Regions from separate parts of the Homo sapiens genome. Here region 1 is linked to region 2. Evidence: chromatin loops called from intact Hi-C (ENCODE). Cell type or tissue: Caco-2. All regions are shown on one strand. Links, peaks and the distances in the headings refer to the core of each region. The heading gives the core; the rest is flanking DNA. Region 1 overlaps PREP (prolyl endopeptidase). Region 2 overlaps LIN28B (lin-28 RNA binding posttranscriptional regulator B).

What was found. Hi-C counts contacts between places; a loop is a spot of excess contacts. Peaks named below come from ENCODE experiments on the same cell type or tissue, not always from the same donor. Only the 100,000 strongest peaks of a DNase experiment are listed, where the experiment ranks them.
Region 1: it touches region 2 in a loop (5-fold over the local background); 9 of 110 quality-filtered maps call a loop at or near these places.

Annotation. Positions count from the first base shown.
Region 1 is chr6:105,264,916-105,279,543 of GRCh38, reverse strand. It overlaps PREP (prolyl endopeptidase), which reads left to right. Exons shown (of 15, transcript NM_002726.5): 15 at 1,106-6,326. The coding sequence ends at 1,400. PREP-AS1 (PREP antisense RNA 1) reads right to left here and starts at 528. Exons shown (of 2, transcript NR_199037.1): 1 at 466-528. In Caco-2, for the core only: no CTCF peak of the experiment used is centred there; a DNase peak (open chromatin) is centred at 6,553.
Region 2 is chr6:105,077,490-105,094,422 of GRCh38, reverse strand. LIN28B (lin-28 RNA binding posttranscriptional regulator B) reads right to left here. Exons shown (of 4, transcript NM_001004317.4): 4 at 11,091-16,009. The coding sequence ends at 15,640. Among named protein-coding and RNA genes, the nearest start is that of POPDC1, 51 kb to the left of the region's middle. In Caco-2, for the core only: a CTCF peak has its summit at 6,651 (motif pointing left); no DNase peak of the experiment used is centred there.

The DNA.
Region 1 (14,628 bases), core at 3,628-8,627, 190 kb before region 2:
CGATAAATAAAGCCTAATGTATTTTTTCCTACAGATAATGTATAAATATTGCATGTGAATCTCCAAGGGGGAGATTGTTATTATTAACAGGCAGGGTTTTCCAAACTTGTTTCTTTTTAGAACTAACCCATATTTGGAAGAATGGGGCTGGTCAAAAGACACTCTTAAATGAGATCAGAAAACAGATCTCCATCTTATCTGGTGGGAAACTGAGCCCAAGAATGTTTTGGCCTCACGTTGGTTAACTGAGCAGAATTTTTACTGTTTTCACTATTTACCTACCCTTCAAAATAAAACTCTACTAAAACAGGTGATTTTATTCATTAATAAATATTAAATACATTGAAAAACATGACACCCCTATTAGGAGAATGTAAAGAAAAAATATCCAGATATTTCAACTATTATCAGTCACTGTTAAAATCAACATTACTTTTATACTTAACACCCTTTTTGTTAACTTACCCAGGAAACTTGCCTGGTACTTCGGAAGGTGCCCTCCTCCTCTGGCAAAGTCTGTTGCTTTCTGCCGGACTGAGAGCCAGCAGGAGGCTCAACAGCCCATCCAGGTTTCTCGGTTTACAAAGAAACTAGGCCCAGAGAGGACATGTGCTTTTCCTAAGATTGCAAAACTGAGCCTGGAATAAAGGCTTTATAGATGTTATTAAAGGGGCAGCAAGCCCCTTTATACTGTGGATTTCAAGTTTCTCAACAAAAGAAAGGCTTGGACTTTTTTTGAACCACTGAGTGTGGTTATAATGACAATTATTACTCCACTTTGTAGCAGTAAAAAAAAAGCCTAGAGAATATGAAACTACTCACCTTAAGAGACAGTAAGCATGCCTGTGATTTGGGTTGTTTCAACAGACCTGTGAGCTTCCTTCCTACAGTCTTTCAAAGTTGGAGCCACATAAATGACACAGCTCCCCAGTTTCCAGGAGCCCTTGCCAGTCATGGCCTAAATGGTAACGCATAGGCACAGTCCATGGTGGTCACTCACGTACTAGTTAACTGCAGTCCTCACTGCTAATTAACTACCTAGGTCCCTGTGCCATAAAACTCTACTGTTGCTCTCCAGCCTCACAAAGGTGTTTTTGCCTTCCAGATACTCTCCATTGCATAATGTGAAGTTACCAGAAGCAGATGACATCCAGTACCCGTCCATGCTGCTCCTCACTGCTGACCATGATGACCGCGTGGTCCCGCTTCACTCCCTGAAGTTCATTGCCACCCTTCAGTACATCGTGGGCCGCAGCAGGAAGCAAAGCAACCCCCTGCTTATCCACGTGGACACCAAGGCGGGCCACGGGGCGGGGAAGCCCACAGCCAAAGTGATAGAGGAAGTCTCAGACATGTTTGCGTTCATCGCGCGGTGCCTGAACGTCGACTGGATTCCATAAACAGTTTTCGTGCTTCCTCCTGACAGCGACAGAAAACCTCAAGGGCTTTCCCACGTTGACACCAAGAAACCACTGGGCATAATGCTTCCCCACGGGAACATTATTCCTGCACTCACAGGCTACAGTTGAACAGAACTGCCGTGGGAATTTTATCTTTTTTAGGCTTCTCCTTTTTAGCAAGGCCTTGGTGTTTCTTTTTCCACCCTGTCTAGGCACATGTGGTTTTTTGGTGTTTTTTTTAAGGGCATGTTGGGATAAATAGCTAAATGGCAACAAACACATTGTGAATATTAGATTGCTGAATTAAGGATCATAGTCGGGCATACTTATCTATATCCATAACCTCTATATCTTTAAATAAATGTGAGAACTGTTCTCATGGAGAAGACTTCTTTGCAACAATAATAAATGTTATTTAAGAATGACAGGCTTTTACTTCCGGTTTCTTCATATTGAGGGGCAACTCCAGAAGTGGAGTTTTCTGTGAGAATAAAGCATTTCACCTTTCTGCAACAAGTTAGTTTTCAAGCAGTTAAGTCATAGAATGTTTGTTAGCTTTGAAAATAAGTTGTTCATCCACTCTGTCTCCCTTGTTTGTTTGTTTGTTAGAGGTGATGAAGCTGTCAGAGGGGGTTCACTGTCATAAACAAACACTGACCACTTAGTTGGGTAAAAATCTGATCTGGGGCTCTTTTGGTTTGGATGCCTCCTTTCAAAAATCACTGGGCTGGAAAATTCAGATTATTCACCTATTTGTATATTGATTTGTTTACAAAGTATTCCTAGAAATCAGAGTTCCTTGGATCCAAGGATCCTTGGTTCCAAGAGATCACATGAGTAAATTATCCAAACAAACAGATACATATATCCAAGCATTTCTTACAGTCAGAAATTTCAGCATTTCCCAAGCTGTTTCTCCTGCATAGATCACTCCTGGAAATAGAAATAGTCATACTTACTTACTGGAAAAAAAAAAAAAAAAGTTTTGGTTTGCCCACCCCCAAGATTTTTAAGATATACTATTCCTTAAACTTTCATCCATAAAATTTTTTTCAAGGCATATATTTTAACATTTCATGAAACAATGTTCCTTTGAGTATCAGTTTGGGAAATGCTGATCTAACTTAAAACAGTTTTTTTTCCTTTGTCTTGCTTTATCAGATGATATGATAAAAATTATTATTTTATATAGTATCTTAACCTTATATAAAATAGCTTAAAAGATTACTTCATTATTCCAATAATTTGTACTTTTCCAAGTAAGTCCCATCTTCCAAGTTGTATATGTATGTGCTTTTAAGAGCACTCTCTCATTCTCTACGTTTCAAGTTATGGTCAAAAATTAGACATACCATTTTCTATCAAGCATATCACTGCATACCAAGCATATTGAAAGACAGCTATATGGCTTGGTTTTTCTCTACTGGAATCATGTTTTCCGTTACTATTTAGTACGGTACATAATACAGTTGTCATTGAGTATAAGATTCACCATAACTCCTCTGGAAACAAAGTGTGCCAGTAGCTAGTGTTGCATGCTGAGACTCTGTCGTCATCACCATCTACTCAGATACTGATACTAGCTAGCTTTGGTGTAACTGCTGACCAGCATGGCAGGAAAGAAAGAAAATACATTTGCATGGTCAAGCCAGAGGCAGCCTCTTTCCTAGACTAGCTGTGTGGTGTGAAGTACAAATAGCTGAGTTGGACCCACTGAGTCCAGAGCATTTTCAAGGTTGCACAGAATCTAACCATACTTTCTGAGGTCTGCTTTACAGCAGAAAATACAGTGTGTAGTGTGTGAGCTTCAGATATCAGGACTGGGTTCAAATCCCAAATGTCACTTAGCAACTGATGAGGAGGAGGAGGAATACAGTAATACGTTTTTAATGCCTAGCATGATTGGCCTCCAGTTACGAGTTCTCTTTTCCAACCTAATTTTTGTGTCTAGATTTTCACAGGACAACTAATCCCACCAACTAAAGGTATTTTGGGGAGTAGGGGGAGCTTTAAACATTAGAAATAAGACTTGAGATTGGGCTCCTACCCAGAACTCTAAGGGATTCTTCTCTATTTGATCCCACTTTTCTGTATCCTGTGCTCTGCCCTTTGGCTCTTTCTTATGATTACTCTCTTCTAGCTATTTTGAAATGCACAGTAGATTATTGTAAACTATAGACACCCTACTGATCTAACACTAGGTCTTCTTTCAAACTGTATATTTGTAGGCATTAATCTCTTCATCCTCCCTTTCTCTGCCTGCTTTTTTAGCTCCCACATGAGTGGAGAACATGGGATATTTGTCTTCCTGTGCCTGGCTTATTTCACTTACCATATTGACCTTCAGTTCCATCCATGTTGCTGCAAATGACAGGATCTCAGTCTTTTTCATGGCTAAATCATATTCCATTGTATATATGTACCACATTTTCTTCATCTGTTCATCTGCTGATGGGCACGTGGGTTGATTCCCTATCTTGGCTGTTGTGGATAGTGCTGCAGTAGACACAGGAGTGCAGATATCTTTTTGATATACTGATTTCCTTTCTTTTGGATTCATACCCAGTAGTGGAATTGCTCGATCACAGAGGACTTATATGTTTAGTTTTTTTAGGACTGTTTTGAAAAAGAAAAAGTTGTACATGTTGCACAGGTGGCCTCACTGCTTTGTCACAAGGCCCTGCTAAGCACACCAGAGCATTTGTTACCTTAGCAAGATAAAGTCACATTTATGTTCACTATGGACTTACCTGGAATATTATAAAACTTTCCAATTAATCATGTTTCTTAAATACTCCCACTAAAGCTTAAGCAGCTACACACACATGGTGCTACAAGTTTGAAAAGGATAAGTTTCAACTAAGGAAGCCTGTCACCAGTCTCTCAAGGTTTGTCAGTTTTACCAGCCTCTGGAAGTTCCCAGCAGGCCACATAGCTAATGCCCAGAAGGAGTTGCAAAGACTCAAAGGCAGGTTAAGGACAGGCTGGAAAGCTGTGGAGGTTGCTGTAAAGAGGCAAAGGTCATACTGTTGGGGTGGTCAGGCCAGTGGGATGAGGACTGAGGCCCTTGAAGGAGGAACATTGAGCCATTCTCATCCTCCATATCTCAGGGGCTGAAGGTGCAGAGAGAAAATGTCCTGCCCTCATCCAGTTGATATTCCAGGGAGGAGACAGATGGTAAATTATCTTGCTCATGTTTACCCTGTGCCACCCGCTGCAAGCACTCTGTGTGGATGAATGTTTGTCCTCACACAACCTTAGGAAGCACATAATACCTTTTCCCCATTTGGCAAAGGTCCAAGTTCCCCAGCCAGGAGGTGGGCAGGCAGGGCAGTAACCCCAGGAGCTGGGCCTTGGATACTGCACTCTTTTTTTGGGATGGAGTTTTGCTGTTACGGCCCAGGCTGGAGTGCAATGGCGCTATCTCAGCTTACTGCAACCTCCACCTCTTGGGTTCACGTGATTCTCCTGCCTCAGCCTTCCCAGTAGCTGGTATTACAGGCGCATACCATCATTCCCGGCTAATCTTTTTGTATTTTTAGTAGAGATGGGGTTTCACCATGTTGGCCAGGCTGGTCTTGAACTCCTGACCTCAGGTGATCCACCCACCTCAGCCTCCCAAAATGCTGGGATTACAGGCATGAGCCACCATGCCCAGCCGAAACAGCTCTCTTACTGCTGTTGTCTGAGTGTTTATGTCCTCCCCGAAATGTATATGTTGAAATCGTAAATCCCAAAGTGATGGAATTAGGAGGCAGGGCCTTCAGGAGGCGATGGGTCATGAGAGCGGAATCCTCATGAATGGGACTGGTGCCTTTATATTAGAGCCCAAGGAGAGACCCCCCCGCCCCATCCCTTCCACCATGTGAGGACACAGGAGACGGTGTCACCTATGAACCAGGAAGCAACCCTCATTAGACACCAAATCTGCCAGTGCCTTGATCTTAGATGTCCCAGACTCTAGGACTGTGAGAGAGCAATTTCTGTTGTTGACAACCCACCAGTTTATGGTATTTTCTTATAGCAGCTTAAACAGACTAAGATACCCACGAGTCTATTAACAAGATAATAAACAAAGTATAATTTCAGGAATTAACAAGAAACAGGAATAAAAAGAGCTGTGAAGAAACAAAGTGGGGCAAATGAATAGTCCGTGAGAAGGAATGCTATTTGAGTCGAGGTCAGGGTGCCTCTTTCAGGAAGCAACATTCGGACAAAGACCCGAACGGAATGAGGGGACAAACAATGGGCAACGTTTTGGGGGTTGGTGAGGACAGCAGCAATGGGCAGAGCCTGAGGCAGGAACCAGCCAGGCCTTTGGAGGAAGAGCAGGAAGCCAGTGTGGGGGGAACAGGGAGCCAGGCGAGGCCTGGAGGATACACTAGAGATGGCAGGCAGCTCAGTCAGGTGAAGCCACTGAGAGATGAAAGCCGACAACACTGTGGGAAACTGACAGCAGGAGAGCCTAGGGAAAAGCGGGGTGGTTATTCAAAGAGCAGGTTGCTTAGCACCTTTAAGGAATTTTGGGGGTGGGGGCAGCAGGAACCCACCATCACAAAAATCACTGACATGCCATATCATGGATGAATCTCAAAAACATTATAAGTGAAAGAAGCCAGACACAAATGACTGGGTATAGTCTGATTAAGTGAAATATCCTGAAAAGGCAGTTCTATAAAGATAGAATGTAGATTAGTGGGTACCTGGAGTTGGTGGTGAAGATGGTAATTAACTACTTGGGCATAAAGGATCTAACCGGGATGACAAAAATGTTCTAAAACTGGATTTCAGTAACGGTTGCACAACCTGGTAAATGTATTAAAAAGTCATTGAATTGTACACTTGAAATGTATGAATTTTATGGTTTGTAAATCATAATGTTATCGAAATAATCTCTGGTAGTGAAATAAAGAGAAAAAAGAGCAATGACCCTTTCTGGATGAGTGCCATCCAGGAATAGCCACCTGGAGAACTGCAGAGTCAAGTAAGAAAGGCAGGTGACCAGGGGCAACTGAGATAAAAGCTTGCATATCAGGCTTAGGCAAAGAGGATGAGGGCTATTTTGAGCAGCCGTCTTTAGGTCAGGGTTCACATTTGCAGGCAAAACTGTCCCTCTCTCTCTCTGAGTTTGCTCCTGTAGATCAAATATCAGGCCGGCTGATAGGGTGTCCTGAGAATATGCCCTGCATCCACCTTACAGGCTTTGCTCTGCTCAGGAGCTCAGGGCCTCCTGCAGCCACGTGACCGCAGCACTGAGAAGCAGGCAGGGGGAGGCACGGGCAAGGAGGGTTCGTTCAATGCCAAGTAAGTGACTAAGGAAGCTCTTGTTTACTGTGCAAGAGAAAATGACTTGGTGGCCATTTGTGGAGGTTATTAATGCCAAATAATCTAGAAATTATAAACAAAATATCATAATGGTAATATATGATTTAGAAACTGATTTACATCTAATTGACACAATATTATAGTGTCTTCCAGTTCCAAAGTATGAAAGGCTTTGAGAAACATCAGAGGAAAGAGCTTCCAGTCACCTCTATGGAGAGTCAAACTGAGGTTAACCTGAAAACCAAATCAGCATCAAAACATAACCACCCTAAAACTCCAGAGAAAATGATGGAAGTTAATACAGGTAGCACTGAGTTATTTCCCCAGGACATTCAGGTGTTGGCGCTGTGATTGGCATTTTTCCAGAGGACCAGGTTGCCTGCAACCTCAGGCCCCAGAAGATGCAGGAACCTGAACACCAGGGCCACCCCCTGCTCTGTCACTACTCTGGTCTTGCCTTGGAGTGTGAAATGCTGCAATTCATCCAAGATACAGTCATGCAGCATATAACATTTCTGCATATGACTGCATGTATAATGATAGTCCCATAAGATTATAACAAGCTGAAAAATTCCTATCACCTAATGACATCATAGCCACCATCATGTCGCAGTGCAACACACATGTGTTTGTGGTGATACTGTTGTAAACAGACCTACTGCAGTGCCGGTCATATAAAAGTCTAGCACATACAAGTATGTACAGTACCTAATACTTGATCATAACAGCTGTTCCTAGTTTACGTGTTCACTATATTATAGTTTTTTATCATTTTGAAGTATACTCCTAAAAACAAAAAAAGGCTACCCTGTAAGACAGTCTCAGGCAAGTCCTTCAGGAGGTTTTCCAGAAGTAGTCACTGTTATAGGAGATCACAGCTCCATGAGCGTTACTGGCCCTGAAGACCTTGGAAGGATGTGAAGTGGAAGACAATGAGCAATATTGATGATCCTAACCCTGTGTAGGCCTAGGCTAAAGTGTGTGTTTGTGTCTTAGTTAACAAAAAAAGTTTAAAAAAATATATATACATGAAAAAAGAATAGTTTTGTATAGCTGTACAATATATGTGTTTTAAACTAAGTGTTATTATTTATTTATTTATTTATTTATTTATTTAGACAGAGTTTCCCTCTTGTCACCCAGGCTGGAGTGCAGTGGTGTGATCTCAGCTCACTGCAACCTCCACCTCCTGGGTTCCAGCGATTCTCCTGCCTCAGCCTCCCGAGTAGCTGGGATTACAGGCGCCCACCACCACACCCAGGTAATTTTTATATTTTTAGTAGAGACAGGGTTACACCATATTGACCAGGTTGGTCTCGAACTCCTGACCTCAGGTGATCCACGCCCCTCGGCCTCCGAAAGTGCTAGGATTGCAGGCACGAGCCACCGCGCACCAGCCAAGGTTATGCAGTTTTAGCAAGAATACCCCAGATGTGACATTGTGCTCTTCTCAGTGCATCCTATTGGGGGCACATGGTGTTCATATGTCTTATTCCTGGTGACATCAATTTGGATCACTTGGTTAAGGTGGTGTCTGCCTAGTCTCTCTACTGTAAAGTGACTATTTTTCCCTCTTAAAGATTACCTTAAAATTTAAGGTAAGTTGTATTTTTTGTCTTAATTCAGATGCATATTTAAATACCACTTTTGGAAAAATATTTCAGACAAATTATAATAAAAATTTATATAAATAAGGTTCCTGTGTGTCCTGTCTCAAATAGTTGTTACCATGTGTTCTGTCCCTAAGCCTGGACGATGTCTTGATTTTTTCCTTCTTAAATCCAGTTGTCAGCGAGTTCTACCAGATTTTACCTTCTAAATTTCCCTCAAATGTATCCACATCTCTCTATCCTCACCATGCTTCATAATTGCTCTCCCTGACTCCAAGGTTTATTCCTTTCAGATTCTACTCCAGGGCTTTATACAAGTGAGTAAGATCAGGTCAACTCCTGTTTTAAGCCTTCTGTGGCTTCTCTTAAGCAGAGACAATCTCTGCAGCAAAGCCTGGGATGGGCCCTCCAGGATGAACTGGTGGTAGAATAATCTAGGCAGCTGAACAAGTTAATCTCCCAGCTGCAGATCAGAATCAGCCACAGAGCTTATTAAAGCTATAAATCCATTGGGTCCTACCCACAGAGATTCTGACTCAGAAGGAACCAAGATCTGCTGTTTAACAAGCTCCCCAGGTGATTCCAATTTGGAGGTCAACTGAGAAATTACTGACTTAACACAGCAAAATGATGTCAGTTCTGATGTTGGTTCCCAGGAGGAACTTTTTCCTCCATTTTTCAACTTTCTGTAATGCTGTTGCAATTCTGCTATAATTTCTAAATACATCTTTAAAAGTTATACTAAAGGTTTTATTTAAAAATCAGCAAAATATGTACTCTTTGCATATTCTAACTTCTGTTGAATTTGCACATATTACAAGAATGTTCTTTTTCTTAAGAATGGTGATCATTTCCTAAGACTCATTATATTTAAATCCCTAGTGATATGCATATAATCCTCTTGGGATCATGATATGTAGTTCTATTGTCCTATTTTAAAGATCCCAGTGTCCAGCAAAGAACATTTACCAAGCTCTGGTTCCCATATTTTAAAATTTAGGTGGAGCCCTGTGCATGGCTGTGGAGTAGACAAATATAGCCATTCACCTAGTGCTAAAAATGTATTTTTAGTCATTCCCAATTTTTTTTTTCTTGAAATGGAGTCTTCCTTTGTCACCTAGGCTGGAGTGCAATGGTGCGATCTCGGCTCACTGCCACCTCTGCCTCCTAGGTTCAAGCAATTCTTCTGCCTCAGCCTCCAGAGTAGCTAGGACAACAGGTGCCCACCACCACACCCAGCTAATTTTTACATTTTTAGTAGAGATGAGGTTTCTCCATGTTGGCCAGGCTGGTCTTGAACTCCTCTGACCTCAGGTGATTCACCCACCTAGGCCTCCCAAAATGATGGGATTACAGACCTGAGCCACCATGACCAGCCCCAATACTTTGAAATTTAAATAAAAATTCAGCAATTTCCAAAACCAATTCTATCAAGCAATTATTTCTATCAAGTTCATTACCTGTGCCAGACTTATGAATGCCTCAGCATAATTCCCTACATGGTAACCTTTAGCCTCATTTCTAAGATAGCAAAATACATGGTCCACCAATGAATTTTAAAGTTCAACTTAAATATATAAAAAATAATATATAATATTAATATATTAATTTATAATATATGGTATATTATATATTAAACATTAAATAATGTGGATTATTTATTATTCCAGTATTAGGATGAGAGGTACACTGAAAGCCCAGAATCCGCCACTATGCAACATATGTAAGAAATCTGTACTTTACCCCCTAAATCGATAAAGATAAAAACATATTTAAATCTATATAGAGATAAAATGTGAACCAATATTTTATCTCCCAACAAAATAAGAGGAGTGGCATCTAATCTGATTTTTTTTTTCAGTCAACATGTACCTCCCTCCACTTCTCCTGATCTCACAGGTTTTGCACTTGAATGCGCTGGGGAAATGCTGGCAGAGAGGAGATGGGGAGTAGAGGAGTCTCAGTAGATATTGGCTTGTGATCGTTTGTACTTCCCAGTTCCCTAAATCCTCTGCTCTAAGTCAGAACCACTGCAGAATGTGACTCTTTTGTAGGTCTAGAGCTAACTCATTCACCACCTGTTCCTTTATATTTTTTCTTGTGGCAAAAATACACACATAGACACACATATGCATGTATTTTTAAGACTATTTTTAAGCAGTATTGGGTTCACAGCAATATTAAAGAGGAATGTAGAGACTTCCCATATATCCCCTCCCCCCACACATGACATAGGCTCCCCCATTATCAACATCCCCCACCTCAGAGGTACATCTATTCTAACTGATGAACTTACATTGACAGATTATAATCACCCAAAGTCCATAGTTTACATTAGGGTTCACTCTTGGTGTTGTACATTCTGTGGGTTTGGAAAAATGTATAATGACACGAACCTATCATTTTAGTATCATACAGTGCATTTTCTCTGTCCTGAAAATCCTCTGTACTCCATATTCATCCTCCCTAACCCTTGGAAACCCCTGGTCCTTTTACTGTCTCCATGGTTTTGCCTTTTCAGAATGCCATATAGTTGGAATTTTACAGAATGTAGCCTTTTCAGATTGGCTTCTTTCACTTAGTAATACACGTTTGAGTTTTCTCCATGTCTTTTCATGGCTTGATAGCGAATTTCCTTTTAGTTCTGAAATATATTCCCATTACCTGTGTGTACTATAGTTTATTTATCCACCCACCTACTGAAGGACATCTTGGTGGCTTCCCAGTTTTGACAGTTATGAATAAACTGCTATAAACACCCACGCACAAGTTTTGTGTGGACGTAAGTTTAACTCCTTTGAGTAAATACCAAGGAACACAATTGCTGGACTGTAAAAGAGAATGTTTAGTTTTGTAAGAAACTGGCAACTGTCTTCCAAAGTGGCTGCATCATTTTGCATCCCCACCAGCGATGAATGAGAGCTCCTGTTGGTCCACATTCTGGCCAGCATTTGTCAGTATTACAGATTTCGGCCATCCTGATAGGCATGTAGTGGTATTTGTTTTTTGTGTGTGTGTTTCCCTGATAACATGTGATGTGGAGCATCTTTTTTTTTTTGAGGTGGAGTCTTTCTCTGTCGCCCAGGCTGGGGTGCAGTGGAGTGATCTTGGCTCACTGCAACCTCGGCCTCCTGGGTTCAAGCAATTCTCCTGCCTCAGCCTCCCAAGTAGCTGGGATTACAGGCGTGAGCCACCATACCTGGCCGGAGCATCTTTTTATATGCTTATTTGTCATCTGTATATCTTCTTTGGTGAGATATCTGTTAAGGTATTTCGCCCATTTTTTATGGGCCAAAGAGGAATTTCTACATTCCTCTTTAATTTTGCTGTGAACCCAATACTGCTTGTTTGTTTGTTTTCTTATTCTTGAATATTAAGAGTTCTTTGTATATTTTGGATTATAGTCTCTTATAAGACTTTTGCAAATATTTTCTCCTAGTCTATGACTTGTCTTCTCATTTTCTCAACATTGTATTTCACAGAGCACTTTCTCATTTTCATAAAGTCCAACTTACCATTTCTTCCACAAATCATGCCTTTGGTGTTATATCTTAAAAGTAATCTCTATCCCCAAGGTCATTTAGATTTTCTCCTGTGTTACCTTCTAGGACTTTTATAGTTTTCCATTTTATATTTAGGTCTGTGATCCATTTGAGTTAATTTCTGTGAAGGGTGTAAGGTCTATGTTTAATTTTTTTTTTTTTTTTGGCCCGTGGAATTCCAGTTGTTCCAGCATCATTTGTTGAAAAGACTGTCTTTCTTCATTGTATTGCCTTTGCTCCTTTGCCAATGTAAGATGACTAGATTTATATGGGTCTATTTCTGGATTGTCTGTTCTGTTCCATTGATCTATTTGCCTGTTCTTTTGGCAATGCCACACTGTCTTGATTACTGTAGTTTATAGTAAGTCTTGAAGTCAGGCAGTGTCAGTCCTCAAACTTTGTTATTCTCATTCAAAATTGTGTTGACTATTCTGGATATTTTGTTTCTTCATATAAACTTTAGAATCAGTTTGTTAATAGCCTCAAAATAAGTTTCTGGGATTTTGATTGAGATTGCATTGAATGTATAGATTAAGTTGAAAAGAACTTTTTTTTTTTTTTTTTTTTTTTTTTGGAGACAGAGTCTCACTTTGTCACCTAGGCTGGAGTGCAGTGGCATGATCACAGCTCACTGCAGCCTCAATCTTCTGGATTCAAGCAATCCTCCTGCCTCCAGCCCCCAAGTAGCTGGGACTACAGGTGCATGCAATCATGCCTGGCTAAGTTTTATATTTTTTGTAGAGACAGGGTTTTGCCATGTTGCCCAGGCTGGTCTCAAACTCCTCAGCTCGAGATCTGCCTGTCTCAGTGTCCCAAATTGCTGGGATTACAGGCGTGAGTCACTGCTCCTGGTCGGAACCAACATCTTAGTGGAATTAGTTTTCCTATCCATGTACATGGAATATCAGTCAATTTATGTAGTTCTTTGAGTCCATTCAGAGTTTTATAGGTTTCCTCACATAGATTTCATACATTGTTAGGTTTATAGCTAAATATTTTATTTGTGGAGGTGTTAATGTAATATTTACATTTGTATTGTGTTTTTAATTTCAAATTCCATTTGTTTGTTGCTAGAATACAGGAAAGCAATTGACTTTTATATGTTAACCTAGTACCCTGCAACCTTGCTATAATCACTTCATGGTTTTAGTAGTTTGTTTTTTGTCAATTCTTTTGGATGTTCTACATAGATGATCATGACATCTATGAACACGAGTTTATTTCTTCCTTCCCAAACTGTTTAAGTTTTATTTCCTTTTCTTGTCTTATTGCATTAGTAACTTCAAGTACCATTTTGAAAAGGAGTTGTGAGAGGCAACATCCTTGCTTTCTTTCTGATCTTAGGGGGAAAGCTTTTTCTCGCCATAAAGCATGATATAGCTGTACATTTTCTGTAGATATTCTTTATCACACTGAAAAGTTCTCCTTTGTTCCTGGTTCACTGAGAATTTTTATTGTGGATGAGTGTGGATTTTGTCAAATGCTCTTCCTGCATCTATTGATATAAATCACTGATTTTTTTTCTTTTTAAGCTTTTTGATATGATGGATTAATTGATTTTCAAATGTTGAACAGGTCTGGAAATAGCTGGGATAAATCTCAGTTGGTCATGGTGTATAATTCTTTTACACATTGTTGGATTTGATTTGCTAATTTTTTTGAGGATTTTTGCATCTACATTCATCAGAAATACTGGTTATAGTTTTCTTGTAATGTCTTTGCCTGGCTTCAGTATTAGAGTAATGCTAGCCTCATATAATGAGTTAGAAAGTATTCCCTCTGGGCCGGGTGCAGTGGCTCATGCCTGTAATCCCAGCACTTTGGGAGGCCAAGGCGGGTGGATCACAAGATCAAGAGATCGAGACTATCCTGGCCAACATGGTGAAACCCCATCTCTACTAAAAATATAAAAATTAGCCAGGTGTGGTGGCACATGCCTGTAGTCCCAGCTACTCAGGAGGCTGAGGCAGGAGAATCACTTGAACCCGGGAGGCAGAGGTTGCAATGAGCCGAGATCACGCCACTGCACTCCAACTGGCAACAGAGTGAGACTCAGTCTCAAAAAAAAAAAAAAAAAAAAAGTATTCCCTCTGCTTATATCCTGTCAAAGAGGTTGTAAAGAACTGATATCATATTTTCCTTAAATGTTTGTGGATTTCACTAGTGAACCCATCTGGGCCTGTGATTTCTGTTTTGGAAGCTGATTATTGATTCAATTTCTTTAATAGATATAGACTTACTCAAATAGTCCATTTCTTCTTGTTTGAGTTTTGCACACTTGCGTATTTCAAGGAACTAATCAATTTCCTCTAGGTTATCACATTTGTGGGTATAGAGTTGTTCATAGTATTTTTTTGTTATCCTTTTAATGTCCTTGGGTATGTAGTAATGACCCCTCTTTCATTTCTGATATAATTTTTTTTCCATTTTTTTAGAGACAGAATCTCACTATGTTGCCCAGGCTGGCCTTGAACTCCTGGCCTCAAGTGATTCTCCTCCCTCAGCCTCCCAAGTAACTAGGATTACAGGCATGTGCCACTGCACCCAGCTTCTTTCAACACTTTAAATATTTCACTCCATTCTCTTCTGACTTGCATGCTTTCTGGGGAGAAGCAGGATGCAATTCTTATTTTTTAATCCTTTATAAGTGACGTGTTCTTTTCCTCTGGCTTATTTCAGGATTTTATCCTTTTTTTCTTTAATTTCTTTATTTTTAGAGACAAGGTCTTACTCTATCACCCAGGCTGGAGT
Region 2 (16,933 bases), core at 4,723-9,722:
TCCATCCAGCGGTACCCCCAGGGTAAACTCCCACACCTCTGTGGATCTGCTCTTCCCTCCTTTGCTGCCCTCTGTGGCCAAGAATTTATGCACACAATATGGCTGGTTGTATGGCAGCCAAGGCAGGGACGTTTGCTTAGGTCTCAATGTCTCTTCAGATCATCGTTGAATCTAGCAATGCTCTTTCACTTATCTATTTGAACCGTCAACAGTACTGTCAATGTGGGAGGGCAGGCCCTGTGTCCCCTTTTTAGAAGGGAGAGAAGGTGGGTACAGAGACGGTAAGTGACTGACCCAAGGTCACATTGTCGGCAGGTCCCAAACACATGTGGTCTGTTCACTTTCCTAGTTCTGCCTTACAACCCTGGTTAATTTTTTTTTTTTTTTTAGAGACAGGTTCTTGCTCTGTTGCCCAGGCTGGAGTGCAGTGGCACGATCACAGCTCATTGCAGCTTTGAACTTCTGGATTCAAGTGATCCTCCCAGATCAGCTTCTCCAATAGCTGGGACCACAAGGGTGCACCACCATGCCTGGCTAATTTTTTTTTTTTTTTTGGTAGAGATGGGATCTCACTATGCTTCTCAGGCTGTGTCTTCAACTCTGAGAAACCGACTTATTTTCTACTTATTCTACTCCTACTCTATGCTTAGGCCTTGTTCTCATTCCAGTTTTGGGCCATGTTCACAGTTCCCATGTCATCTATAGCAGCGTCCTCTTGGTTGCTCTACCACTGGGTCTTGGATTTTGTTTTGTGTTTTTTGTATTTTGTTTGTTTGTTTTTGAGACAGGCTCTTGCTCTGTTTTCCAGGCTGGAGTGCAGTGGTGCGATCTCAGCTTACTGTAGCCTCGACCTGCCAGGGTCCAGTGATCCTCCCACCTCGGCCTCCCGAGAAGCTGGGACTACAGGCGTGTGCCACTATGCCCCGCTAATTTTTGTATTTTTTGTTGAGATGGAGGTCTCACCATGTTCCCAGGCTGGTCTTGAACTCCTGAACTCAAGCGATCTGCCTGCCTTGGCCTCCCAAAGTGCTAGGATTATAAGTGTGAGCCACTGTGCCCAGCTGGATCCTGGATATTAAACACTACGTTAATATTTTCTTGCTATTCGCCAAGGACAAATATATCCCACTGACTTCCACGTTCTCCCAGCCTTCTTCTTCATCCTGTCATGAGAAAATTTACCTCTTTCCCACTTTTAGTTATGTCTTTCTGATTTTCTTCGTCTATTCGCTCGTCCCAGCTGCCTGTTAAATGCCATGGTGCTTATCATTGCTGGGCCAGTGCACAGGGCCTGCTCCCAGGAGGACAACTTGATTCAGGATTTTACCCTCTGACTCCTTGATTGGCAGGCCAACAGAACCAAAAGTGGTTTGAACTGAGCTAAATTATGTCACATCTGAGTCAATGGAGGTCCCACGACTGTAAAACAGCTCTTATAAAAGGGACCTTGGACAGGGAGGTGATGGTAGCCATTTAATTCTTGATATTTATCTGCAAATAATGAAAGCGTACTGAGCTGTTCACAACTGTTGGTGACTACATTATAATTATTCCATTTGTGTAGAGACTGGCTGAGGCAAGACCGCAGAAGGATCTCAGACAGGGAACAAACCTCAGGTTCAACCTCCCAGCAGGCCAGCTACACTGTGCAGAAAACAGAACTACAATTCACTCATCTGCTATGACATTACTTCTCTTAAAATTGTTTCTGTAGGCCGGGTGTGGTGGCTCACGCCTGTAATCTCAAGGAGGTGGCTTTGGGAGGCTGAGGCAGGGAGATCCCTTGAGCCCAGGAGTTCAAGACCAGCCTGGCCAACATGGCGAAATCCTGTCTCTACAAAAAAAATACAAAAATGAGCCAGGCGTGGTAGTGCATGCCTCTAATCTCAGCTACTTGGGAGGTTGGGGTGAGAGGATTACTTGAGCCTGGGAGGCGGAGCTTGCAGTGAGTCGAGATCATGCCACTGCACTCCAGTGCACTCTGGGCAACGGAGTGAGACCCCATCTCAAAAAAAAAAAAAAAAATCGCTTCTGTCGTCCTGGAGACCTAATTTTTTTCAACGTGCTTCCCACTACTTTTGTTGTTCTCACCTGATCTCTTCTAACTTTTCTTATTAGTGCTGATATGTTTTGTTAGTAAGAACAATTAGGTGTAATGGGAGATAGTGAGAACAGCATGTATTGAGTGCCTATTATTTACCAGAGGCTGCATTTAAAATACATGATTTAGTATTTTCACAACAATTCTGCAAGGTAGTTATTATGATCACCACTTTGCAGAGGAGGAAACTGAAGCTCAAATAGATTGAGTTTACCAAGACAATTCAAGTCACAAAGCCGGGACTTCCTCCTGGACCCCTCAGACTGAGGCCTGCCTGTCTGCAGCCCTCTTTCTCTCCCGTGCCCCTGGAGGTTGAGTGTGAGGCCACCAGTGTATCTGGTTCCCAGCTCCTTTCCTTAGGTTATCAAGGAGTTTTCATGCTAAAATAGAAAAAGGTAAGACTTTCTATTCTTTGTACATGTATTTATATAGAGGGGCATTTTCTTAGGAAAAAAAATTAAAATCTGACATTGGCCTTTAAAATGATTACCAATTCCTGTGAAAAAATGGGGTCCTAGTATATTTTGTCCCAAACTGATTTCTTATCTACATTGTTTACCTCCACTTGCCTCATAGATGGAAGCAGCTGAAAAGCACAGGCCTGAAAAAGGAGGCAGAGTCCTGTCCTGGACGTGGCTTGGAGGTGGGACAGAAGCGGTTCTGAGTGCCGGCTCTGACAGTGTGATCTTAGGCAAATTGTGAAGCCTGCAGAGCCACTGTGTCCTCACATGTACACTCGAACCTTTCCTAACACATAGCTTGCACCCAGTACATGTTTGTCCTCCTCTTTCCCTTTTTCCTTTGTCAAGTCGAATCCTTAAGCCTTCTGGAATCTTGGCAGCCACAGTCCTTGTAAAGAGCCTTGTAAAGGTCAGTGCCAGGACCCACAGGACGGACAGGGCAGGGGATTATTACCAAGGCTCCTTCTGCTTACAGCAGAAATGGCTGGAGGCATGGGCGGCCCACACTCTCAGCTGCAATCGCTCTGGACCTGTTTGCCTGGGGCAGAGAGAAGAGCCAATTCCAACTTAGACAAGTGGCTCCAGAAAGCACTGGGCAGAGAGGAGGCTGCAGAGACCTCTCTGAGGCAGCCAGTGGATGGAAAGCACTGGTGTAACAGTGAAACAAGAAAAGAACTAACACAACTAACTCCATTTGTTTAAAGGGCCTGTACCCATTCCTGCACGTAGCCTAGGATAATTTTAGAGAACTAAGATAAAACACAAAAACAGCAATCCTGTAGCTTTTGAAACCAGCTCTGGGAATAAAGGGGAAGTATATATATTTTAAAAAGCAAATCAACTATTTTGTTAAAGGTTTACAGGAGCATTGTGACCTGACCAAGGACAAGGAAGTTCTGAACCTCCTCAGACCCTTGCTAGCACTCAGACGTCTGTGATTATTGGTCACCTCTTGATCCAAAAAAGTTATGCTGAGGATAACTTTCTTTTTATTTTGAGACAGAGCCTCCCTCTGTTGTCCAGGCTGGAGTGCCGTGGCGCTATCACAGCTCACTGCAGCCTTGATCTCCTGGCTTCAAGCGATCCTACCACCTCAGCCTCCCAAGAAGCTGGGTATACAGGCACGCACCACCACGCCTGGCTAATTTTTGTATTTTTTGTAGAGATGAGGTTTTGCCATGTTGCCGGGGCAGGATGCTGCTGCTGCTGTTAAGGACCACATTTTGAGGTCCTCTTGACCACTTTGAGGTCTGATTGTTTGAGTCCACCCCCTGCCCCCATTGGGCAGATGAAAAACACAGCCAGGAAAATTGAACCCAAGAAAAACTAGAACCCACGTATTCTTGTTCACAGTCCAGTTAAAAGCAACTTGTATTTATTGGCTCCTGGCCAGTAGTTTTCAGACTTTTTATAAAACGGTCACTCAGGGAACCAGTTAAAAGTCTAGCTCCAAGAGCCCACCCTCACAGATACTGACACAATGCACCTGCCGGGACAGTGGGTTTAGCCTGGGCTGCACGTTGGGATTAAAGATTCTGATGCCATTCATCTGGGCATTGGGAGTCTTAAAAGCTCCCAGGTGATTCATATGGATAGGAAGGTTGAGAAACTCTGGTCTGGGGTGAGGTCCAGGAGCTTCCCTTGCACAAACATGCCAGGTGATTGGGTGGAACTCCTGGCAGGTCCAGGCTTCGCAGGCTAGTGCATTCATAGCCTTGCTTCCCACTGTAAGAAACACGGCCAGGCGCAGTGGCTCACGCCTGTAATCCCAACACTTTGGGAGGCCGCAGCAGGTGGATCACTTGAGTCAGGAGTTCCAGACCAGCCTGGCCAACATGGTGAAACTCCGTCTCTACTAAAAATACAAAAATTAGCCAGGCATGGTGCGCACCTATAATCCCAGCTACTCAGGAGGCCGAGGCAGGAGAATCACTTGAACCTGGGAGGTAGAGGTTGCAGCAGTGAGCTGAGATTGCACCATTGCACTCCAGCCTGGGCAACAAAACCAAAACTCTGTCAAAAAAAAAAAAAAGAAGAGGCCGGGTGCGGTGGCTCACTCCTGTAATCCCAGCACTTTGGGAGGCCAAGGTGGGCGGATCACGAAGTCAGGAGATTGAGACCATCCTGGGCAACATGGTGAAACCCCATCTCTACTAAAAATACAAAAATTAGCCGGGCATGGCGGCATGTACCTGTAATCCCAGCTACTTGGGAGGCTGAGGCAGGAGAATCGCTTGAACCCGGAAGGCGGAGGTTGCAGTGAGCCGAGATTGTGCCACTGCACTCCAGCCTGTGCAGCAGAGTAAGACTCTGTCTCAAAACAAAAAACAAACAAGACCAGAGAAACACAGTGGAGCAGGATGAGAGTGAGAGTGGGTTTGGAGAATGACTAGTAGAAATGGGTGGCATGGATGGAAACATTCAGACAGAAGCAAATGTGGGCAATCACATTGGTGTGTGATTTTGATCCTTTCAACTCTCCTACTCACTTCCTTGTCTTCTTGGCACTTCCTAAAGAGTCAGAAGGAAGCTTACTGCCTGGTTCTGGTGACTGGAAGAAGAGAATGATTCAAATCAGAATTCTGAGGTGTCTTTCCTAGCTAGCTCCAAGCCAGGTTATAGCCCAAGTAGTTAATGTAATCTCCCTGAACCCATCTGTAATATAGGAATATTGATATCTGCCATCTTAATCTTAGGAGGGTTTTGTGAGAATTAAATTTTAAAGCACCATGTCACCGATAAAGCACTATAAAAGTAAAAGCTATTATTACATTAATCAGTGATACATAAATGGAAGCTGAAGGTAAAAGATGTATTTCTTCATTAAATTATACCTGAAAACTCTTTTCAGAACTTGTATCTAGAGACACACATTTAAATCAAATACTTAGAATACCTGGGTGTGATATCAGCATTTTGACAAGATATTGTTTCTTCTCAAATAATGGAAGTATGGGCAGCCCTATTAAGATGTCTGAGTGAGAAGAGGAACATCAAAGTTTTCAGTAATAAAACCCCAATGAAGAAGTCTTGCATTTCTTTTTTTTTTTTTTTTTTTTTTTTTTTTTTTTTAGTGACAGTCTCACTGTGTCTCCCGGGCTGGAGTGCAGTGGTGTGATCAAAGGCACTACAGCATCGAACTCCTGGTCTCAAGCAATCCTCCTGCCTCAGCCTTCCAAGCAGCTGGAATTACTGACACAAGCCATCATGCCCAGCTAAGGTTTTGTAGAATCAGGCTGTATTCGTCCGTTTTCATGCTGTTGATAAAGACATACCTGAGACTGGACAATTTTACACAAGAAAGAGGTTTAGTGGATTCACAGTTCCACATGGTTGGGGAGGCCTCACAATCATGGTGGAAGATGAAAGGCATGTCTCCCATGGTGGCAGACAAGAGAAGGGAGCTCGTGCATGGAAACTCCCCTTTATGAAATGATCAGATTTCGTGAGAATTATTCACTATCATGAGAACAGCATGGGAAAGACCCAACCCCATGATTCAGTTATCTCCCACGGGGTCCCTCTCACAACACCTGGGAATTGTAAGAGCTACAATTCAAGATGAGATTTGGGTGGGGAAACAGCCAAACCACATCACAGGGTCTCACTATGTTAATCAGGCTGGTCTTGAACTCCTGGCCTCAAGAGATCCCTCTGGGTTGGCCTCCAAAACACTGGGATTAGAGGTGTGAGCCACCATGCTTGGGAGAAGTTTTATATTTCTTATAGCTTGAAAGGTGGGGGAGAAACATATGGGGTAATAATGCAGTATGATTATTTAATGTAATTGAATGTTTACAGTCCTGTGGTTTCTTATTACAAGAAGACTTTTAGAAATACTTTTTTCTAGACAAGTTACAAATACCTGATTATCTCTTCAGTATTGTGAGCTCTGTGTTGACAGCCCCTGTCTTCTGCATAAGAGCTCAAAAGGCATTACTTATAATTACACATTTTTTCAGTCAGAAATTTTCCTAGGTAAGTTTATCAATCATGTGGATATTCAGGTACTCAAAAGAGTATTATAGCTATGAGGGGATGTAAAAGAAAATCTGTTTCAGAGAGCAAGTGAAGAGTGCCCTCTGGTGGTGTCAAGCAACAACTGAACTGTATCATGTTCAATCTTTATTCAGAATTACTGAATTCCAGTTCTTCTACATTCTTAAAAGTCGGACTTTCACCTTAACCATAAGGAATTTTTACACTTCTAAAGGCCCACTGCACAGTGGAGTACATTATGACATACTTTTTAGATTGTGTTATTTAGGACATCTTTTACATAAGCCTTGAAGATAATTTTAGTAAGGACAGTGTTCCATTAAGAAATAATGTCTTACTAAAAAGAAACACTGCAGGTTGTCAATATGGTCCCTTTAAATGGGATCTCTTTTTAAATTATGTTTTAGTTTTTGTGGGTACATAGTAGGCGTATATATTTACAGGGTACATGAGATATTTTGGTACAGGCATGCAATGCGTAATAATCACATCATGGAAAATTGAGTATCCATCTAAATGGGATCTCTTGTATAATCTGACATTGACCCACAGTCTTTTATTACTTATTTTTGTTGTTGTTGTTTACTGATTCCATTCTAAAGGAACTCGTGGACTCTCCTCCAGCAGATTTTGGGAATAACCATCTAGGATGGTCAGGTATGATCCTAGATGGAGACAGACTATTGAACCAGATGCCAGTCCAGAGTCCCTTCCCACTGTTTGGTTTTATGTTACATTTTCCCCGGCAATAAGTTTCCCCATTAATGCTGTGCAGCCTCAACAAACAAAAGCCCACCTAAGGAAGTAGAGCGTGGACCGGGCACATCGTCAGAACACCACAGCAGGAGCTTCTCACACGGCAGCCCCTCCTCTGCATTTTCCAAGATTTTTACTGTGAGGAAATTATGATTGTAATTAGGTTTTTATTAATATAGTTTTAAGTGGATTTTTTGGGTCTGTTTGATTGCTTTTGGGCAGAAGCAGTTTAACAGGGGACTAGAAAAACTACTATCTGAACTAGTTAATGAAAGTTGTGGAGAATTAATTTCATGAAGAAATGAGAGAACTTGAAGAGCCAGTGTGGAGATTGATAACTATAAGGGCTCAATATGTGGCCCGATGATCTCAATGAAAGAGTGATAAATGACCACGCGCAGTGGCTCACATCTCTAATCCTAGCACTTTGGGAGGCTGAGGTGGGTGGACTGCCTGAGCCCAGGAGTTCAAGACCAGCCTGGGTAACATGGCAAAACGCTGTCTCTACTAAAAATACAAAACATTAGCTGGGTGTGGTGGCGCGCACCTAAAATCCCAGCTACTCAGGAGGCTGAGGCACAAGAATCACTTGAACCCGGGAGGCAGAGGTTGCAGTGAGCCGAGATCACACCACTGCACTCCAGCCTGGGTAACAGAGCGAGACTGCGTCAAAAAAAAAAAAAAAAAAAAAAAGAAAGAAAGAAAGAAAGTGATAAATAACACTTGAAATATCTGACATACTGGCAGTGAGGGAGAGGCCACACTTCTAGAAGGTAGAAAAGCAGTATGAAAGGACAGGTCAACAATATGTCTATTTGCACCAAGTCAAACAGAAATGTGGTTTGATTCTCAAGTGTGAAACAGTCTTTCCCTGGACTTTGACTTTGGGCATTGTCCTTACGTTAATAGGTGTGGGTCCAGCCTCTTCTTTCTTCTTGACAAAAGAAAACCAACCATGTGATTTGGGGTGTAAGCAAAACCTCCAAGGTTGGAGTTTGTGTTTTAAAGAACTTTTACAAACTGGAGCAGGCGGATATAGCTACAGATGCTGAGGAGCTCAGAAATTAAGTAGAAATGGAGACCCTTGACCTTCAGAAATAGCCCACATCTTCAAGAAATTTTGAGTAATTTTAGAAACAAAATACACTATAAATACAATAAACTATCCTATATTGTGTTAAGAAACATGCCTGCTATGCAGCCACAGAAACATTTACCATTTTCCAGGCAGTCCAAATTAATTCAGAAAGTGTGTGTGTGTGTGTGTGTGTGTGTGTGTGTGTGTGTGTGTGTGTGTGAGAGAGAGAGAGAGAGAGAGAGAGAGAGAGGATTAGAAAGGGCAACATACTGGTTTCTAAATTGAGGATGACAGAAATTACATTTGAGCAACTGTGAAAGTTTTAAGAATTTTCAATTATTTCTAGAAAGCAAAGCAAACAAGAAACCCCACAGAGTTTTTGAGGAATGTTTTACAAAAATAACAGGCAATCAGGAGCAGAATCGATCACAAAATGGTGGCTATCACACAGCACTGCTTTGATTTAGTAGCCTAGCAAGCAAAAGCTTCATACAAAGGTCCTTACAAAAGGCTTATAGACACAGACAGGGGTAGGAAACATAGTACTCTGTGTACAGAGAAGGACAGCCTGGGATTCTGGCTGGGTCGTCCTGTTATCCTAAATGTGACTTACAGCTATTCTTTATTTGGAAAAAAAAAAAAAAGCAGCATTAATTACATAAGCATATTGGACTATTTAATGATCAAATTATTCTATGTATAAACACTGGCCAGGCGTGGTGGTTCACATCTGTAATCCCAGCACTTTGGGAGGCCAAGGCAGGTGGATCGTCTGAAGTCAGGAGTTCAAGACCAGCCTGGCTAACATGGTGAAACCGTCTCTACTAAAAATACAAAATCAGCCGGATGCAGCGGCACATGCCTACAGTTCCAGCTGGAGAATTGCCTGAACCAGGGAGGTGGAGGTTGCAGTGAGCAGATTGCCCCACTGCTGCACTCCAGCCTGGCAACAGAGTGAGACTACATCTCAAAAAAAAAAAAAAAAAAATCACCCGCATGTGTATGTATCTCTGTGTGTGTGTGTGTGTGTGTGTGTGTGTGTGTGTGTGTGTGTAACCAGAAGAAAATTAATAAAAAAATGCTAATGGTTATTTCTAGGCGATGGGATTATGTATAATTTTTTCTTTTTTTAAGATTTTCAGCCAGGTGTGGTAGCTTGCACCTGCATTCTCAACACTTTGGGAGGCTGAGGTGGGATCCTTGAAGCCAGGAGTTAAAGACCAGCCTGGCTAACATAGTGAAACTCTGTCTCTACAAAAAATTCAAAAATTGGCCGGGCGGGGTGGTTCATACTTGTAATTCCAGCACTTTGGGAGGCCAAGGCAGAAGGATCAATTGAGCCCAGGAGTTCAAGACCAGCCTAGGCCACAAGATAGTAAATTTTTGTTTTGTGATTTTACCACCTCTACAAAAAATGCAAAAACGTAGCCAGGCATGGTGGTGTAGGCCTATAGTCCCAGCTACTTGGGAGGCTGAGCTGGGAGAATCACTTGAGCCTGGGGAGGTTGAGGCTGCAGTGAGCCATGGTTGAGCCGCTGCACTCCAGCTTGGGTGACAAAGCAAGACCCTGTCTCACAAAAAGAAAAAAAAATTCCATATACTAAATATAAATTAATAAAAGCTGTTATTGGTTACTTTCAGATGATGGGATTATGTGTATTTTTCTTTTAAGGTTTAAAGGTTTTCCATATTCTGTAAAGTACAAAAAGCCCTTCAAAGAAAAGTGAATCACACATGGTTGTACAAGAATGTGAATATACTTAATAATCAAAAATGGTTAAGGCTAGACATGGTGGCTTACACTTGTAATGCCAGCCCTTTGGGAGGCTAAGGAGGGAGGACTGCTTGAAGCCAGGAGTTCAAGACCAGCCTGGGCAGCAAAGCAGGACTCCATCTCTACAAAAAAAAAAAAAAAAAATTAGCTGGGCATGGTGCACATCTGTAGTCCAGCTACTCAAGTGGCTGAGGTGGGAGGATCGCTCAAGTCCAGGAATTTGAGCCCACAGTAAGCTACGATTGCACCACTGCACTCCAGCCTGGGCAACAGAATGAGACCTCATCTTTAAAAAAAAATGGTTAAGATAGTAAATTTTATGTTATGTGATTTTACCAGAATTTAAAATAAAATAAAAGTCATAACAGATCATCAAAAAAATAAATCATCCAGGTGAAGAGAGGAAAATAAGTTTGATTGTGGAACTGGCCAATTTAAAGAACTCAATAGTTTTACCAAATCGTTTGTTACAGTACATCAATACTGCATTCATGGTTTGATAAATCTACATTCGTATTTTAGATATTTGGTACTGATAAAATTTGCCCTTTTCAAATTCTTTATTAGAAAAAACTTGTAGAAAAATTCTAAAATGATTTCTTCAATAGGCTTTGAATATTTTGCTTCAGACCACTCTTCTGACTACATGAAGTATGTGTCTTTATTCACAAGCTTGCACAATCCCTGCTGGACAATTCTGAGTGATGGCAGCTCCCACCTTTCCTTCTTCCTTCACTTAGACTACATTTATTCAGCATCTGTATTGTTGGAGTAAGTTCCATGTTAATACTCACCACTGAGGATATGTTAATACCACTTAACTTATGCTCCAACTGATGTAAAACACTGCCTAAATGGCCTTTTATCCTTTCACTTAACTTAGTAAGAACACACATCATAAAAAATCTCCAAAACCCATCATAAATGCCAACGTTATATGTTTTATTTTTAATCAAGTAATTTTTTTAAACCTCAACATATCCATAATTGACAGAATAAGACATTAGGCATGAAATGAGAATATAAAACCCAGAGTGTACAGAAAGGCAAACAGTGCTTCAGTCCCTCCAGATGACTGCATGCGAGTGAAACGCATTCCAAACATCTACCCCTTTTTTGTCTTTTAAAAACATACAGTTCAAGTGTTTTTATTTTCACTTGTAAACAACATGAGTCAAAATGGACAATGAGGTAATCTAAATACTACACAGGATAATTTAAAAACACTAGATAAAACACCATTATTAAAGACATATAAAAATCAGGGTTCACTTTGGTCTCTAGTACGGTTAGTTGTTAATACCAAAAAGCAACACATACTAATTGAAGCCAGCTTGGTGGTAGGTGCCAGTGGTTGATAGATGTGATTCAAGAGGTAGTCAACACCATCATTTTCAAGCTGGTAACTCTCACAAGTGTTAAGCCACAGATGCATTAAATATCATAATACTTCTCACAGTACAGTACTTTACCATAACTTGCAGCTTTGTTCCAAATATAAAATTTAAAAATGAATCATAGGTCAACTTCTCACTCTAACTGAACAATTAAGACACAGATCATACAACCACCACATCTTAAAGAGGCTGTTGACAGCTATGTAAGACAGAGTTTGATGCTTTTAACAAGATGTTCTTCTCTAAAACAAATAAATCTCATTAAGACATCTAGAAAATTAAAGTCAGTGCAGCTGCACTTGTACATACTTTCCCAAATTTTATAACCAAAGGGGAAATACACATATATATTTTATGATAAACATTTCTTAGAGAAAACAGATAAATTAATTTAAATTAACTTTAAGACTTAATGAGATTTCCCATGTCCTGTATAATTCATCTTATAGTGAATGTTACAAAGTCTATTAACACTTATGGGCTCCTATTCACAAACTAAATACAACCAGCAGTAACTTGGGGCCGCACTGGTGCAAAATAAAACTGAGCCAGAATAAAAAAAGTATCGGCAATATTGGAGGTGGACTGATGCTAATAACATGACATTTCTTGATCTTTTTTCTTACATTGCACTCTAAACTTCCAAGTTATAAGCAGGTAAAAATCTTTCTAAATCTTTCAACTGCAAAAATACATCCAAGGCCTTCTAGTGAAGACTAGAAACCCAAGTATAAAAATGTTTTCATTATAGTCTGCCATGTAGCAAAAGATCAGCTTACAGGGCTAAGAGACTGGCAATGCATCTTGTTTAGGAATTACATTTGTGTTGACATGAGGGTGAGGTCAAGAGATAACTTAATTCACAGACCTGCTGCCCCACCATTAGTAATCCCTGCAAAGTGATGCTTCACACAGACCCTTTTCCCTCAATAGCTAGTAATGGCATTGCATGTTCATTCCTTGGCAAGCCAGTGCTAGTTAGTTATGTGCCTGGGGCTATAATGCTGCAATACGCTTGGCTTCAGGGCAGCACAGACAGTAAATGAAGGACATTGGCGTCTTTTAAACTCTTTGCCTAGCATGAATACCTGCATACACCAACCCCTCTCCCTGCTACCCCTTCCAACCTCCACCTCTGGGCAAAGTGGTGCTTCTAAGACTGCTTCCGTGTTCTGTTTTGCTTAAGTTGAACAGTGCCCATAATTCTTTAAACTAAATACATGATTATTTTAAGGAAATGTTTGGAGACTTTGCTAACTAAAACGAGATGCTTCATTATTCACAAGTGTTTGTCAGAAACATGCAGTTGTGAATTGCTATTTATAATACAGATAAAAAGGTTCTGTACCAGAGAATTATCAGCCACCTGTAAGGCTGGAACAGCATACATACAGGTGTGCTATGTATCAACTATGAGGTAGCCTTTTGCTGTAAACAGAGTAATATTTTACCTATGTAAATGAACAATGTGTTCACATCAGTGATATTCACATATGCACAGAGTTGAGGGAATCTGCTTTAGAGGAGTTTTCACATGAAATAAAAATAGGATAACTGATATCTGATATTCAAAAATTTTGATCTGTGTCAAACTCAGAGGTAGTTACTATCATCAGTACATAATACTTATATAAAGGTATAAGTTATTTGGTTTGTTTTGAGTAAGCAGGACTGTAGACTAGTCTGTAAAGAAACAACAAAAATATTACATGGTATGTTCCCTGAGCAAAGTTCTTTGTCCTGAGTATGTTATGTAATAGTGATAATATTCTCATATAAAAAATAAACCCCAACTTTCAACCATAAGATAGGTTTGGTATGTGCTCTTAGTTTAGTCTGGTAAGATGATGAAAAGGATTTCAAATTGCACCCATAAAGACCATAGTTCTCAAGTGTTTCTATTTTTTTTTACCATGATTTTAGCTCTGAATTTCTTTTTGTAAACAGGAAGTGTCCAATTTTGAAGTCCATAATTTCCTATTTCCATAAGGTGAAGGAACTTTGGTTTGAATTTTCAAAGTGACTTATCTATCATGTTTTGCATTTTTACTGTTAACCTGCTTATTATACCTGCTAAAAATTGAGCAACGCTTATCATGTTTTGCATTTTACTGTTAACTTGCTTATTATGCCTGCTAAAAATTAAGCAATGCCACTTTGATTTGTCTACATAATTTAAATAAGTTTGAAATCCTCACATAAGGCAAGGAAGTACTTCTCTACAGCTATATCACATTCAATATCGTCAAAGGTAAGCTTTGCATCACAGCACACCGATATTTCAGTGTATACCACGCAGATTCTCACAATCACTGTTGTGAAATTCAAGCTGAGTTGTAAAGGACTGGCAACCCAACCTGAGGCATTTTCGTCTTATGGTGGTTTGCTGAAACAGCAGCAACTATACACGTCTCCCATGACAGGACAGGCGGGAGAGGAAGTAGAAACTGTTCAGCAGAATATGTCTCATTTGAGTCATGCTATTTTTATTTAATTATCTGAGCTTACACCAACAGGCCCATACATTATAATTATAATGCTTAATCTTATTCCCAATATTAAGCACTATAATTAACTGGTACCTTCTTGCAGATGTTTCAGAAATTTGCCCATAACATCTAGAGCCAGGATGACCCCAAAATAATTTTTTTTTCCATGACCGAAACCTAACAGGACCAATACTATGGCCCCTAGCCAGTTTATCACTCTAACGAGAACCAACCTGAGAAGATTCTCCCTGGCACTGAATGTTCATCCTGTATCCACCATATAGGTTACTTCAGAATAAGCATTGAAGGTCACTTCCATAAGATCAAAGTTACTGTATAAAATACTTCTAGCTCTCTGGTGGGAGAGGTTTGGTACCTCTGCCCCAGGCTTGTCACTCTTGTTAACTGCCACTAAATGCTGCACTTTTTCGTATCATTTGCAGGTCATATATATTGGGCAACTGTGAACATCCACTTAATTTTAATTCTCAACCCCAGTATTTAATTCATTTCTTTGCTGCTTGTTTGTTTTAGAAACAAATTAGATAACTCTCCAGGAGGAATAAAAACCACCACCAAAAATATATGCCAAACAATTGGAGTTCTCTAAGGTCTTCAGTAGTAAATAAGGAGGGCTCCCTGCTCTAAGCAATGGGTAGAAGATTGAGTTAGCCAAGGGAAGCTGCTGTTGCCACACAATCCCTTACAACCCTCACAACATGGAAAAGGTTACAAGAAGCTGATATTAAAATACTACTGAAAACAAGCCACTAAGATGATCCTCCCCTTCATTTCTCTTAATAGGCATCTAATTTTACAATTAAACACAGAATTTAAAACAGTGAAATATCGGCCCAAATTACACATTCATTGTCTTTTCTGGAGTTATGTTATCCCAGAATCAAAAAAGCTTATGGCAGTCAGAGGCATATGAAGTTAAGGTACTGCCTTCAAAAAAGGGGGAAAAAAATTACTACTCCAGAGATTTCAAGAAAAAGAGGCAATCCCAAATTCGGGAGAACTGGATGTCTTAAAAACCTTTAGTACCCCATAATTGGCAGCTCTGAGATCTGAAGTATCCTTTGGTTCACACAAAAGGTAACAGTCGTGTTTTTAGTTTTATATAATATAAAAGAAGTGGTATTTCAAGAAAACTCCAGTGGGTTAAATTTAAAACTATCTATAATGCTTCACATGGGTTTTCAATTCTTGGAAATATCCAATTATATGAGAGAGGGTGTGTGCTTTGATCTATACACAAATATATAAAGACAAAGCCTCTTTATATATGTGTCTACATTCCTATATAAAAATCCTCATGTACACACACAGACTCAGGCTCTCTCCCTCTCACACATGCACATATTGACAGACATAGTATCTTATTCTCTGAATTAACATAAAACATGACACCCTGCTCAAATGTAATTTGCTTAGAGTGATTTGTCTGTTTAAAAAATTCACAGTTCCCCAATAGTAGTTAAAATCCCAGGTCAGCTACTGCTTGTGAAATACTGTTCCCCTATACTTGCATGAGGTAGACTTTGCAACCGGGTAAAGGAAAGAACATATGAAGAAGACCTGTTATGTCTTTTTCCTTTTTTGAACTGAAGGCCCCTTTTTGCTTTGCTCTTCTGGTGCTATAGATGACTTCGTGGAGGAAGCTTCTTGAGGTGACCTGCCTGACCGTTCTGAGATCTCTGCCCTAGCCTCCTGAGGAAACGGTGGTGATGTACAGCCATGCCCGCCTCCCACTTCTCGAGGGAGAGTTGAAGTGCATGGCTGGGATTCTGCTTCCTGTCTTCCCTGAGAACTCGCGGGTGGCTGTGCAACATTTTTATGTGGGCAGTTTGCCACCATGTGCATGATGCTCTGACAGTAATGGCACTTCTTTGGCTGAGGAGGTAGACTACATTCCTTAGCATGATGATCAAGGCCACCACAGTTGTAGCATCTACAAGGAAAAAAGATGAAAACATCTTAGAAGTAGGCAGCATGTATCCAAAAACACATTTTAAAATGTGAAAACACACAAACTACCAATGAGATAAGCTTATTTTAATGTGCCTTCTTAAAAGCATTTATCATTGTTTATACTGGTTACACTGTTGGTTCAAAGACTATCATCACCAAAATGTTCTGGTGAGGTTAAAAACTTAGTTGTGTGAGACACAACTAAACACAGTGAAAAACAAGAGTATTAAAACATGTAAGAATATTTAATCACTTCCATATAGAAAGGATTCCTTTAAATTTGACACTATCTGGTCATTTTAAAAGAACCATTAAGCCCACTAGAGGGCAGCGAATATTCAACAAAAAACAACAAGCCAGTTTTAAAAACAAGAGTGTAGAAATACAGCTGTTGGCATGATACAAAGTGGCAATTCACTCAGAAACTGGCAAAATTTTAGACCAAATTTAAAAGTTTAACACTTCTTTGAATGTTAATTATTTTGACTGTAGAAACCAGCTAAACTGGAAAAATTTTTTTCCTTTGTATAAAATTAAGTAATGCAGTGAAATTTGATATATAAGAAAGTCAGAGTCTAGTCAGAAAGTCAGGATGATATCTGGCAAATTACCAAGTAATTTTAGAGCAATAGAGTAAATGTCTGAATCAGAACAGTGCTAAAAAAAGAAAGCTTCTAAATACTTAGATTGAATTAATAAAGGTTCATGCTAGTTCAATGATGAGAAAAGTTAACTTTCTTTTCTTTTTTGTAAGAAATTAGCTTTCTTTTAGGGTGATCTCTTTTAAGTTAAAATAAATGGAAATCCGTCCATAATATGTGAATGCACACTGGGGACATGGCTTTGTATTAGATGTTTGAAAGTTCAGCTTTTAGCTTGGCAAGGAAAGCTAAGCAAGAAAATT